Linked DNA regions of Mus musculus: region 2 is linked to region 1. A link is a loop called in an ENCODE intact Hi-C map of the cell type or tissue named here. Cell type or tissue: left cerebral cortex. All regions are shown on one strand. Links, peaks and the distances in the headings refer to the core of each region. The heading gives the core; the rest is flanking DNA. Region 1 holds the start of Tbc1d19 (TBC1 domain family, member 19). Region 2 has its middle 35 kb from the start of Cckar.

The links. A loop is a pair of places that touch in the nucleus more often than their neighbours do. Peaks named below come from ENCODE experiments on the same cell type or tissue, not always from the same donor. Only the 100,000 strongest peaks of a DNase experiment are listed, where the experiment ranks them.
Region 2: it touches region 1 in a loop (2.4-fold over the local background); 1 of 42 quality-filtered maps calls a loop at or near these places.

The regions. Positions count from the first base shown.
Region 1 is chr5:53,807,333-53,812,713 of GRCm38, reverse strand. It overlaps Tbc1d19 (TBC1 domain family, member 19), which reads right to left and starts at 3,087. Exons shown (of 21, transcript NM_144517.4): 1 at 2,856-3,087. The coding sequence starts at 2,954. In left cerebral cortex, for the core only: no CTCF peak of the experiment used is centred there; a DNase peak (open chromatin) is centred at 3,095; H3K4me3 peaks cover 1,485 bases; H3K27ac peaks cover 471 bases.
Region 2 is chr5:53,670,469-53,675,849 of GRCm38, reverse strand. No RefSeq gene overlaps it. Among named protein-coding and RNA genes, the nearest start is that of Cckar, 35 kb to the left of the region's middle. In left cerebral cortex, for the core only: a CTCF peak has its summit at 3,281 (motif pointing right); a DNase peak (open chromatin) is centred at 3,293.

The DNA of each region.
Region 1 (5,381 bases), core at 203-5,202:
AACATGATTCTTAAAATATCATTTCATTTTAAAAAATGGAGTACAAAACTAAGCAGAGAGTTTCCAGAAGATGAAACCCAACAGGCTCAGAAACACTTAGAGAAATGTACAACAACCTTAGCCAACAGGAAAATGCAAATTAAAACTAGTTTGATATACCATTTTTCCTCATTCAGAATGGCGAAGATCAAAAAAAAATTGATAGCACATGCTGGTGAGGATGCAGGGGAGGGGGAATGTCTATTCATTTCTATTCAAAGGGAGGTGCAAACGTGTACAGCCACTATGGAAATCAATGTGGTGGTTTCTCAGGAAGCTGGGGATTGAGCTATCTTATGTTTCAGCTCTACTACCCTTGAGCATATAATTGAAGGATTCTACATCCTATTACACAGACTTCTGCTCATCTATGCTCCTTGCTGGTCTATTCATACTAGCCAGAAGTTGGAAACAGGTCAGGTGTCCATCAACTGACTTACAGATAATGGGAATGCAGTTTATTCACACAATGGAATATTACTCAGCTATTGAGAAAAATAGAAGTATAAAATTTGCAGGTAGATGGATGGCACTTGAAAAAAGAATAAGCATGAGTGAGGTAACTCATACTCCCCCCCCCCAATAAATATAGTATAGTTTCCATTATATGTGGATGTTAACTTTTAAACTTTCCATATATGAGCTATAATCCAGATAACCACAGAGGTTAGGTACGTAGTATACAGACTAATTATGAGCTAGCAGACCAGTCTAGAGTAGCCCAGAGTACAAGAAAGAAGGAATCCACTTTCATCTTGTGCCCTTTCCCATGAGCATCTACCAGGGTTTCACAGGAATCTGCAGAGTACCTTCTGCTGGCTAAATATGTAAAAACAAGCATAAAACTGCTACATCAACAATACTCTCCCCTTCCATGAGGCAACGACCCTAAATCACAAGCAATGTCAGAAACTCTCTATTTAAAATTTCAGGCAATAACTCCCCAGTTTAGAATAGTTGTAAAAGCTCTCTACAATGTGGACAGGTTGAAAAAAAAAATTCTCTTGGGCCTAGGACCTCATGCCAATTCAGAGATGTTAGCAGACACCAGAGCAGGTGTGTCTGTTTCACACACCTGCCACAGATACAAGGCTGAGTTTAGTTGCAAAACAAAGAAAAATAAAAGCCAGGGCTAATAAGGACCCTGCACAGATAAGGTATATGAACTAATAGTGTAGAATCAGAAGCTCCCACACCTACCATGGTGCTAGCACAGACTAAATCAGCCTATTGCTTGGAAAGGGACACATAGGCAGAGAGACTTGTGAAGCTGGGAGGTAGTAGAAATATTGAGGCAATTTCTCTATGCTCCAAGACTCTAACCAGAAGTAACAGAAGGCTGGGTGCAGTCTAGGGTGTAAGGAAGGGAACAGGGAAAATCTCAGAGTTTGCTTCACTCATGACCTATATATGCTAACTGAAGCACCACATTTTGCTTGGCTTTTTGTTGCTATGATAAAGCACTGCCCCAAAACAACTGGGTGTGGGGGGAGTAAAGAATTCATTTGTCTTACAAATTACAGCCTATCACGGAGAAAAGCCAGTGTAGCAACTCAAGGTAGAAACTACGGCAGAGACCCTGGAGGATCTGCTTTCTGGCTTGCTCCCAGGCTCATCATTCAGTACCTTGATAATATAGCCTAGGCTTGCCTGCTTAGGGATGGTACCACCCACAGTGGGCTCAGCCATCCTGTTTCAGTTAGGAATCACGAAAATGCCCCGTGCATATGTCCACAGAGGCAGCTTAGGAGATCAATTTCTCAATTAAGGTTTCCTCTTCTCAGGTGTTTTAAGTCAACAAACAAGATTAATCATCACATACCACACTCAGTAAAGATACACTTAAACAAAACTTTCAACCTACTTAACTGACATTTCTAAATTATAAAAAAAAAAAAGATGTTTACTAAGTACACAAAGGATGTTCAACAAGAGAAAACAAATTACGAATCTTAAAAATAAAAAAATACTCCAACAAAATTTAAAGAATTAACATAATATAAATTTTATCCATCCTGGAGTTAAACTTGAAATCAACAAAAGGAAGAAACTGGAAAGATCTCCCCAAATTTGAAAACTAAACAATACATTTTCTGGACAATCCATGGGATAAAGATAAAGTCACAGAATATACATATTGGCATTATCCATAATCTCTAAACAACCTAAATATCCACCAGGTAAGTACTAACTAGAGAAACTAATGGGAACAGAAGTACTAAAATACCAAGTTTGGATGGATCTCAAAATCCTAACGGGGACAGAAGCATCCACAAAAGTTTTGGTACTGTAGGATTCCATTCACACTACATTCTCATACAGTAAAGCTCTACTGGTTATTCTGTCTACTCGCAGGGCCGAGTCTGTTTAAATGAATTCAATAAACGCTAGGTGGGCACATTAAAAAAAAAATCACTGTAGGGAGAGCAAAGTGCAACAAAGTGACACATTAGAATAAAGCACATGGGATCCCAATCCATCCACGAGAAAGTAAAAAAGAAGGAAGGCATGCTGCTCGTGAGTCCAACATCTAAAAAATAAAAAATAGGTCCCTTAAACGACTACAAGAATAAACGGGAGAAGCCTTGGCCATTCTCTGGCCTGAAGAAGGGCGTGATGAGCCCCACCCATCTTTAAAAAAATACAATTGCCTCACTCCTGGGTCTGAGCAAACAAGGTGCAAGGCTCAGGGAGGGGTTTAAAACAGCAGAAAGGGGTGGAGAGAGCAAAAAGCTCTGGCCTGGGTGAAGGCAGTGTAGCAGGCAGGTCATCCTGCGGCCTGCCGGTCTCCATAGCTTCCCATCAGCCCCGCTTACCCAGGCCTGCCGTTCCAGCTGAGCATACAAATTGGAGCCCTTGAGTTTCTGGACGATCTGGGCAATGATGAGGGACAGGTCCGACTCCTCCTGCAACATTTCCCCTGCCCTAACCCGCCAGCCGCGGGGACGGCCGCCGGCAAGGAAAGAATGCGCTGCAGGGTCCCACTCCTGGCCGCTGACACTTCTCCCGGACCTTTTTTCGGCGGGACTCCTCCAGCGGGCGTTGCCAGGCAACTGCTGGGCCGTGCGTCCGTCCCTCTCTGGTCCCCTCCGCATCTGAAAGACCTCGCACATGCGTTCCGAGGGCGGAAAGAGACCAGGGCCGGGAAGTAGATTTCATTGTTCCTACCCAGTCTGATCGAAAACACAGAACAAAAGCTTGTTCTTCCGCAGCCACAAAGTTTCAGATGTGCAAAAAAGAACCGAGAACGAGGTGGTGTGTGTGTGTGTGTGTGTGTGTGTGTGTGTGTGTGTGTGTGTGTGTTGAAATTTACTATATAGACTCTGTATTATAGAGATTCTTAACTCTTCCACCAGTCAATCTCTGCAGAACACGCCTGTGAACACAATTGCTGCTGGTTACACCCCAAAATTATGGGCTCTGATACTAGCTGTTGCACTTAAGCGATGTATTTAAATTGCAGAATTCAATTTACACCAATTGGCAGGATGTTTTGATAGTTGGCTGAGGTAAGAAGCAATTCATGAAGTTGCACGCTTGTTTCCTTTGCGACTGTTTCTATTCTCTAGGCTTTATACAGCAGTGGTTCTCAATCTTCCTAATGCAGCCACACTTTAATACAGTTCCTCATGTTGTGGTGAACCCTAATCATAATTTTTTTGCAGCTTCTTCATAACTGTAATGTTGCTATTGTTATGAAACACATATAAATATATGTGTTTTTCAATGGTCTTTTTTTAAAGGAAGTCTTTTTTAAGAGTTTATTTATTTAATGTATATGAGTACACTGTCATATGGTTATAGATGGTTTTGAGTCACCATGTGGTTGCTGGGAATTGAACTCAGGACCTCTGGAAGAGCAGTTAGTGCTCTTGACCACTGAGCCATCTCTCCAGCCCTTTTTCAATGGTCTTAAGCAAGTCCTGTGAAAGGGTGGTTCTTGGGAACTGCTGTTCTAGAATCTACAATCATATCCTGGTATTAGTCTCCTTTCACATACAAATTAACCAACAACAATTACTAATACTTTTTTTTTTAGTATTCTTAATTTTAAAATGACTAAGATCCTGACTGTCCTTGTCTTTAAGAAATCTACCATCTAGATTTCTATGCATTCATTCCATCTTTTAGACATGGTCCAACTTTCAGTTTATCGAGCATTTACATACAAGGAACTGTGTGAGCACAAATATTTAATAAAATACAGTTTGTGTCCTCAAGGAAATATATGAAACATAGTTATAATTAGAAGTAACTGATTTAACTAATTGAACGTTAATCCAAAGGCCAATAGTAGGTCAGCAAACGCCCTAAGGTGTAATTATACATTAGAATACACATTAGAATAATAGAATAATTAGAATACACATTAGAATAATATCACCAAAATACTTACGGATTAATTTTGGTTTTGTGTGTATACATATTTTTTAAGCACAGCAAGAGTAGAATTTCAGGAAAACAGGCTGAGAATGCTGAAAAGGCTAGTTTAGCCTAATTACATTGAACGTTAATGAGCTTAAGAGTCACAAGAGGTTTTGTTAAATCAAACTCGAGTTCAGATTCAATAGGCCTCCAGTGAGATCTGTTCATTTGAATTGCTGACAGTGGCCTGAAGATTGAAATGCTTGGGATCCAAGAGCAAACTCTAAATAGGGAAGGGACAAAAGCAGCTAGACAATAGGAACTCAGTGAGATTGGACACCTGCCATCTAGGTACATCTCCCACATACTGGCATTTGTCACACCATCACAGAGATACCGTGAAGATAGATACAGATTCTAGATAATCTGCCTGGTCTGCCCGGTTCAGAAAAACCCAGGCAGGAAAGAGATATCGTACTATCTTTGTTTCTTTACAAAACCTTCTTCCTCAACACAGAGTGTCTCAGGCCTGTGGGTGAATATAACACTATTTTTTGTAGTTCCTTCAAGTCAATAACCCACCTGATCATGAACCTGATTAAAGCAACGTGGCCTTGAACAACAATAAAAAATAAAAATGGTGGTAAATGCTCCTTTGATGTTGCAAATAAAGGGATGATATGGAGAGAGATAATCATGCTTGCCTAGGCTTAGGAGAGTCTTGGGGCAAAGAAGCAAGACTCCCACATTCAGAAAACATCCTAGCTCCCTTCCTAGAGAATTGTGTGATTTTTCCTTCCTTGCCTGAAAAAGAAAGAAAATCCCATCCTGGAGAGTATTCTGTAAAGAAAGGATACCTAGTATTATAATGTCAATGAGTAAGATATTACAACTGACATAACTATGGAAAATAATATCCCATAACTCTGACAGGAAACAGAAAGTAACTAAACATATAAGAAATGTGGATGTGTCCA
Region 2 (5,381 bases), core at 172-5,171, 140 kb after region 1:
AGGCAGAGAAAGGCAGAGAGAGAGAGAGAAGAGGACTAGAGGCAGGCCATAAGCACTTGGAGAGAGGAGGGGAGGGAAGTGGGGAGGGGAGGTTAGGAGCAAGAGGACGGACCAAGAAGACAAGAGAGCGAGGAGGGGCCAAGCAGCCCCTTTTATTGTGAGTCAGGCACACCTGACTTTTGCCAGGTAACTGTGGTTTAATTAAAAATGTCAAAATTAGAAAGAGGTGATGGTGGGGCAGGAATAGGGTCATCATGATCATTAGTTACTTCCCGATGACTCTGGGATGACATGTCTCTGGGAAACCTAGGAAAATGGGTATGGGGATGTGGGTCCAGTCTCAGGAGAGTCTCGGGACCTTTTTCTTGCTGTCCAGGGCCTATAGAACTATCTGTGGTCTGTGGACAGACAGGAAGGAGCAGGTCCTGTCGAAGCGTCTGTGTCTATGCAAAAGATTGGAGCATCTGTGGGTTGCTTCTCTGGAGCTATCCTGGATGTAGCAAACGTCTGGACTTGACAAGATGCTGAAACACACACACACACACACACACACACACACATTATAGGTAGAGAATAAAGTTAAGTACGTTTGGGAGAAAATTTTTTAGGTGTACATTTGAAACCCTTAGGTCTGGGGGTGTTGGGGGATTCGAGGGCCCAGGACAGGAATCCCATCCTCTGGAACAGGAAGGTGTACTTAACTGGGAGGAGTCCATTTGGTCCATGAGAGGTGGATCTGAGTGGGTTTCCTGGAGCTTATACATTTACAAAAGCGATAAATTTGTTAACAGCATGAACAGTCTTTCAGATGAGCTTAGGGAAGACATAAACCTTTCATGGAGCAGAAGAAGCAAGAAGGCTTTTTTCCTTCTGTCTAAGAAACTGGATATATATATAAATTTAGCAAAATGAGAAACAATTTTAAGTTTACATTTGAGAGACAAAGGACATTTGAAACCTTGACCTTGTGAATATAGTTGATGATATAGTTTATTGTGAGAAATACCTCAAGTCTATAGTTAAAAGGCAATCAAAGGAAACTTATGTTTGGGCTTGTGATCGCACAGTTGGATCATAGAGTGGAATATTAGAGTTAGGCTAACTTATAAGAACTAGGTTAGGCCAGTGGCATAGCAAGAAGAGGAAATATGAAGCATTTAGTCACTGAGTTTAGGTAAGGAAGTAACAGATTACATCTGTGGAAGCTTATATCTGAACTTGTGCATCGTTTATTGTGAAGCCGTGAGCAAGGAAAACCTGTCTGTCTTTGATAAGAAATCTGGCAGTCTTAGCTAGTAAACAAATTTATTAATCAGCAAACACAGTGGTGGATTACCTCAGGGTAAGGAGCGAGGTCTGTTTTCTAGCTCTCAAGCTACATTTACCTTAGCTGTCAATGGAGTCGGAAATCCAGGGAAAGATAAACTATAATCTAGGAGTCATGTATTAATTACATGACTCAGCAAGCCTTCCTGAGAGCTGCGTCTTTCCACAACAGAGAGGGCACGCCTATCCTACTTCCCCTGACCCCAGCCTTTAAATTCCCTACTTTTTGAACTTTCTCGAGTCAAGAAGCAACACTAGTGAAGGATTGGTGACCCGTCCAGCAGGTCCAGTTATTCGAGGGTCTTGAGGGGACCTTCTCCTATGAACCAAATGGGGGGAGAGAAAAGACAGACACCAAGTGTGAGGAACTACATGGAACTATTCTGAATAGCATCAAGGTGTCACTGTATTAGCAAGGCTCAAGGCTTAAATGCACAAGCAAAAGGGGAAGTACTTCTCAGCAGGAGGAATGGGGCAGCAGAAAAAGAGGAAGTACTTCTCAGCAGGAGAGATGGGGCAGCGGGAAATTTTTTCTTTTGGCGACTACATGGGGAAGCAGGAACTTGGTGGTATCAGGGTGTGGTCAGAACATCCGGAGCTGACTTTGGGCTGGAACAATCTGTGGTTGTTCTCGGAGCAATGTGTCGGTGGCCTGCTTTTGACCCCCTTTTCTTCTCGGGGGGGGGGGGGGGTGGGAGGGAGGCCCAATTCAGAGATCAGGACAATTGTGTTGTCTTAATAGCTCCCAACAGATTGGGTCTTGCTCATGCTTTTTCAAGAAGAGAGCCAGGCTCATTCCAGTTGACTTTAAGCATCTGCACCACAAAGAACAACATCATCAGAATGAAGAGACAGCTCACAGGAAGGGAAGCAACCTGGCAGGGGACAAGTATCCAAATATACAAAGAACTGCAAGAATGCTGGATGGTGGTGGTGCACACCCTTAATCCTAGAACTCAGGAGGCAAAGGCAGGCAGAACTCTTGATTTTGAGGCCAGCCTGGTCTAAAGAGTGAGTTCCAGGACAGCCAGAGCTACACAGAGAAACCAAGTCTAAATCAATCAATCAATCAGTCAGTCAGAAAAAAGAAAACCCCTCACAGTCTTGTCCATGGACAATCTAATGGAGGAATTTTCTCAATTGAGGTTCTCTTCCCCATAACTCTAGCCTCTGTCAAGCTGACAAAGAACTAGTCAGGGCAGGATGTATCATGAGACAGGAGGAGAGAGCCTAGAGAGGTGCTAAAGTAGACCGGGACGCTAACTGGGAGGGAAAAGCACTAGGTTGGGGGAACATGTGCAGGCAATGGAAGGAGATAAATGAGAACAGAGTCCAATGACATGCATGTGTGAAGATGCAATGGTACACTTTTCACACTGACTAGTGCGAACCTTTGAAAGGAAAAGAACCATTTCAATGGCAAGCCCCTTACACACATTGTAGGTATTTTCTTGTGAGAGGGAGAGTGCCAAAGCACAACTGAGAGACTTTAGAGATGGTGACACGGGCCAGTCCCCTGAGACACAAGACAAGGGTGGAGGTGTGTGTGTGTGGGGGGGGGGGGGGATCTTGGGTCAGCATCACCACCACCTGGAACGTCTATAAAATGTCACTTCTTAAGCCCAACACAGCCTTCCTGATTCAGATACTGTGGGAGTGAAGCCCAGAAACCCTCAGGTGAGTCTTCAGGTAAGACATATACATATATATATATATACATATATATATATATATATATATATATATATACATACATATATATATGCATATAGATATTGATATATAGATATATATCCAGTATAACTATCATTATAAGGCAGGTGGGTCCAAACATCTGTTCTCTGTGCCTAACCTGTCCATTTCACACTCAAAAGTAGGATCTGTGATGGTTTGTGACACTCCAGTTCTGAAACTGGGTTAGCACAGCACATGGACGACCTTCCCCACTACTGACCACAGGGAGGCAGCAGAGAGTCACATGAGAGTCCACACAGAGCAAGAAGACCCCGCCTGGACTCCATCACCCTGTAAACTGGTGTCACTTCAGAAGCTGTGCTCGAGTCCAGCCCTGTACGGGGATTTGATGACTCTCCTTGGGATCCAGGTTTCCATCCCAACACAGCAGAACTTTGGAATGAGCGTAAACCTAGAGGGCAACTTGCCCTGGCAAGGTGAGGTTGGGTTGCAAGCAGAAATTAGGAATTGTCAGAGGTCTTGGGGAGCCTCCAGCCTCATGAGGCAGTGGTTCTCTCCGATGATAGGATGAAAAGACGCTAGGGTTGGGGGAGGTGGATTAGCTAATAAAGTGTTAACCACACAACCACGAGGACCTGACTCAATCCCACCACTCACACAAAAAGAAAAATGAATAAATGAATACATGAATGAATGAACAAGCAAATATGTAGTCTTGGGCACATGGCTACAATCTTAGTACTGGGGAGGCAGAGACAAGAGGGCTTCCTGGGACTAGCTGGCCAGCCAGAAGGTACTAAGACATCTCTTTCCCTTATTCAAATTAGAAGGACATGCTCCTGGTTCCAGGTGCTGCTCAGGGGCTTGAGGGGGACAGCATCTGGAGCCCCCAGCAAGCCTAATCCTCGGGACAGTGCTCTGCTGCTCCAGGTGAGCCCTGTTTCTTGTCGATCAAACCTCTGAGAAAGCTAGGCTGATTCCAGCCCTAAAAACCCTGGCTCCAGACTGCTAATCAGAAACTGCCCCATCACCTGACCTTCAGCAAGGACAAAGGGCCAGCAGTTTCCAGCCTCCACACCAGGGGAATGGAATGTCCTTAGAGTTGAAGTAAGACAAAGCCCACCAACCCCGGGATTCCTCAGAAACAGCTTGCAGTCACCACGCCCTGGTAATGGTTTCGGAATGCCTAGAGATAAAGTAGACAAAGCCTGCCTTCCACAGAATTCCCCTAATGTGCTATAAACTGGGCCTGCAAGCTCACTTGGGGGGTGAGGATGCCTCTTTATCTTGGTAATGGGAGACCCCAGCATGCTGGACTTCTGCAGATTAAAAACACTCTTTGCATTTACATACTATTTAAGACTGGGGCATCATTCTTCAGTCAATCGCGGAACCTTACTTCCCAACCAAGATCACTGAGGAAAAAGATTTTGACGGGCAGTGGTGGCGATCGCCTTTAATCCCAGCACTTGGGAGGCAGAGGCAGGCAGATTTCTGAGTTCGAGGCCAGCCTGTTCTACAGTTAGTTCCAGGATAGCCAGGGCTACACAGAGAACCCTGACTCGGGGGGAGGGGGAGGGATGGGTAACGAAAAAAAAAAATGATTTCGTTATTTTGTTAAGGTGGAAAAAAATTAATGGAATGTAAGGTTTTAAATATAAGAGAGAGAGAGAGAGAGAGAGAGAGAGAGAGAGAGAGAGAGAGAGAGAGACCTGTTCATTTCTCGATCCTTCTGGTGTTTTGTAATGAGGTGGCATCTTATCGGGGGGGGGGGGGGGGGGCATGCTGAGGATCCCGCCCCCAGTACCAGCCATACGCCTGGTCTAGTATAAAATGAAGTTTATTTGGGGCACGAGAAGGGGGGTGAGAATTGAGTGGAGGCAGAGAAAGCGAGGGGACAGAGCACAGAAAGAGAGAGAGAAAGGGTGGGTGGGAGCCAGGCAGGAACATGGAGGGAGGGCAGAGAGACGGAGTGGAGGAGGAAGAGGAGAGAGAGGAGAGGAAGAAGAGGAAGGCGGAGGGGGAAGAAGAAAAGAGAAGACAGGGAAGGCGAACAGTCCTTTTGCAAGCCAGGCTCACACCTGGCTGATGGTAGGTAACTGCTGGGCGGAGCCTAGAAGAAATGCATGCAGGGCCAAATTCTTTACCTCAGGACTGGGTCCACTCAAAGTTTTCTGTCACCCTCAAATCTTTGACTTATTTAAACTATACTTTTCCCAGTCACTTGTGAAACTAAAGGTTTAAAGAGGCACGGAGAAGTGAGGCTATCAACAAAGGTTAGATGAAGGGCTGTACCTGAGCCAACCCTTATCCAGGCACTGCTCCACTCTTCTCCCTGACACCTCCCACTGGCCTGTCTG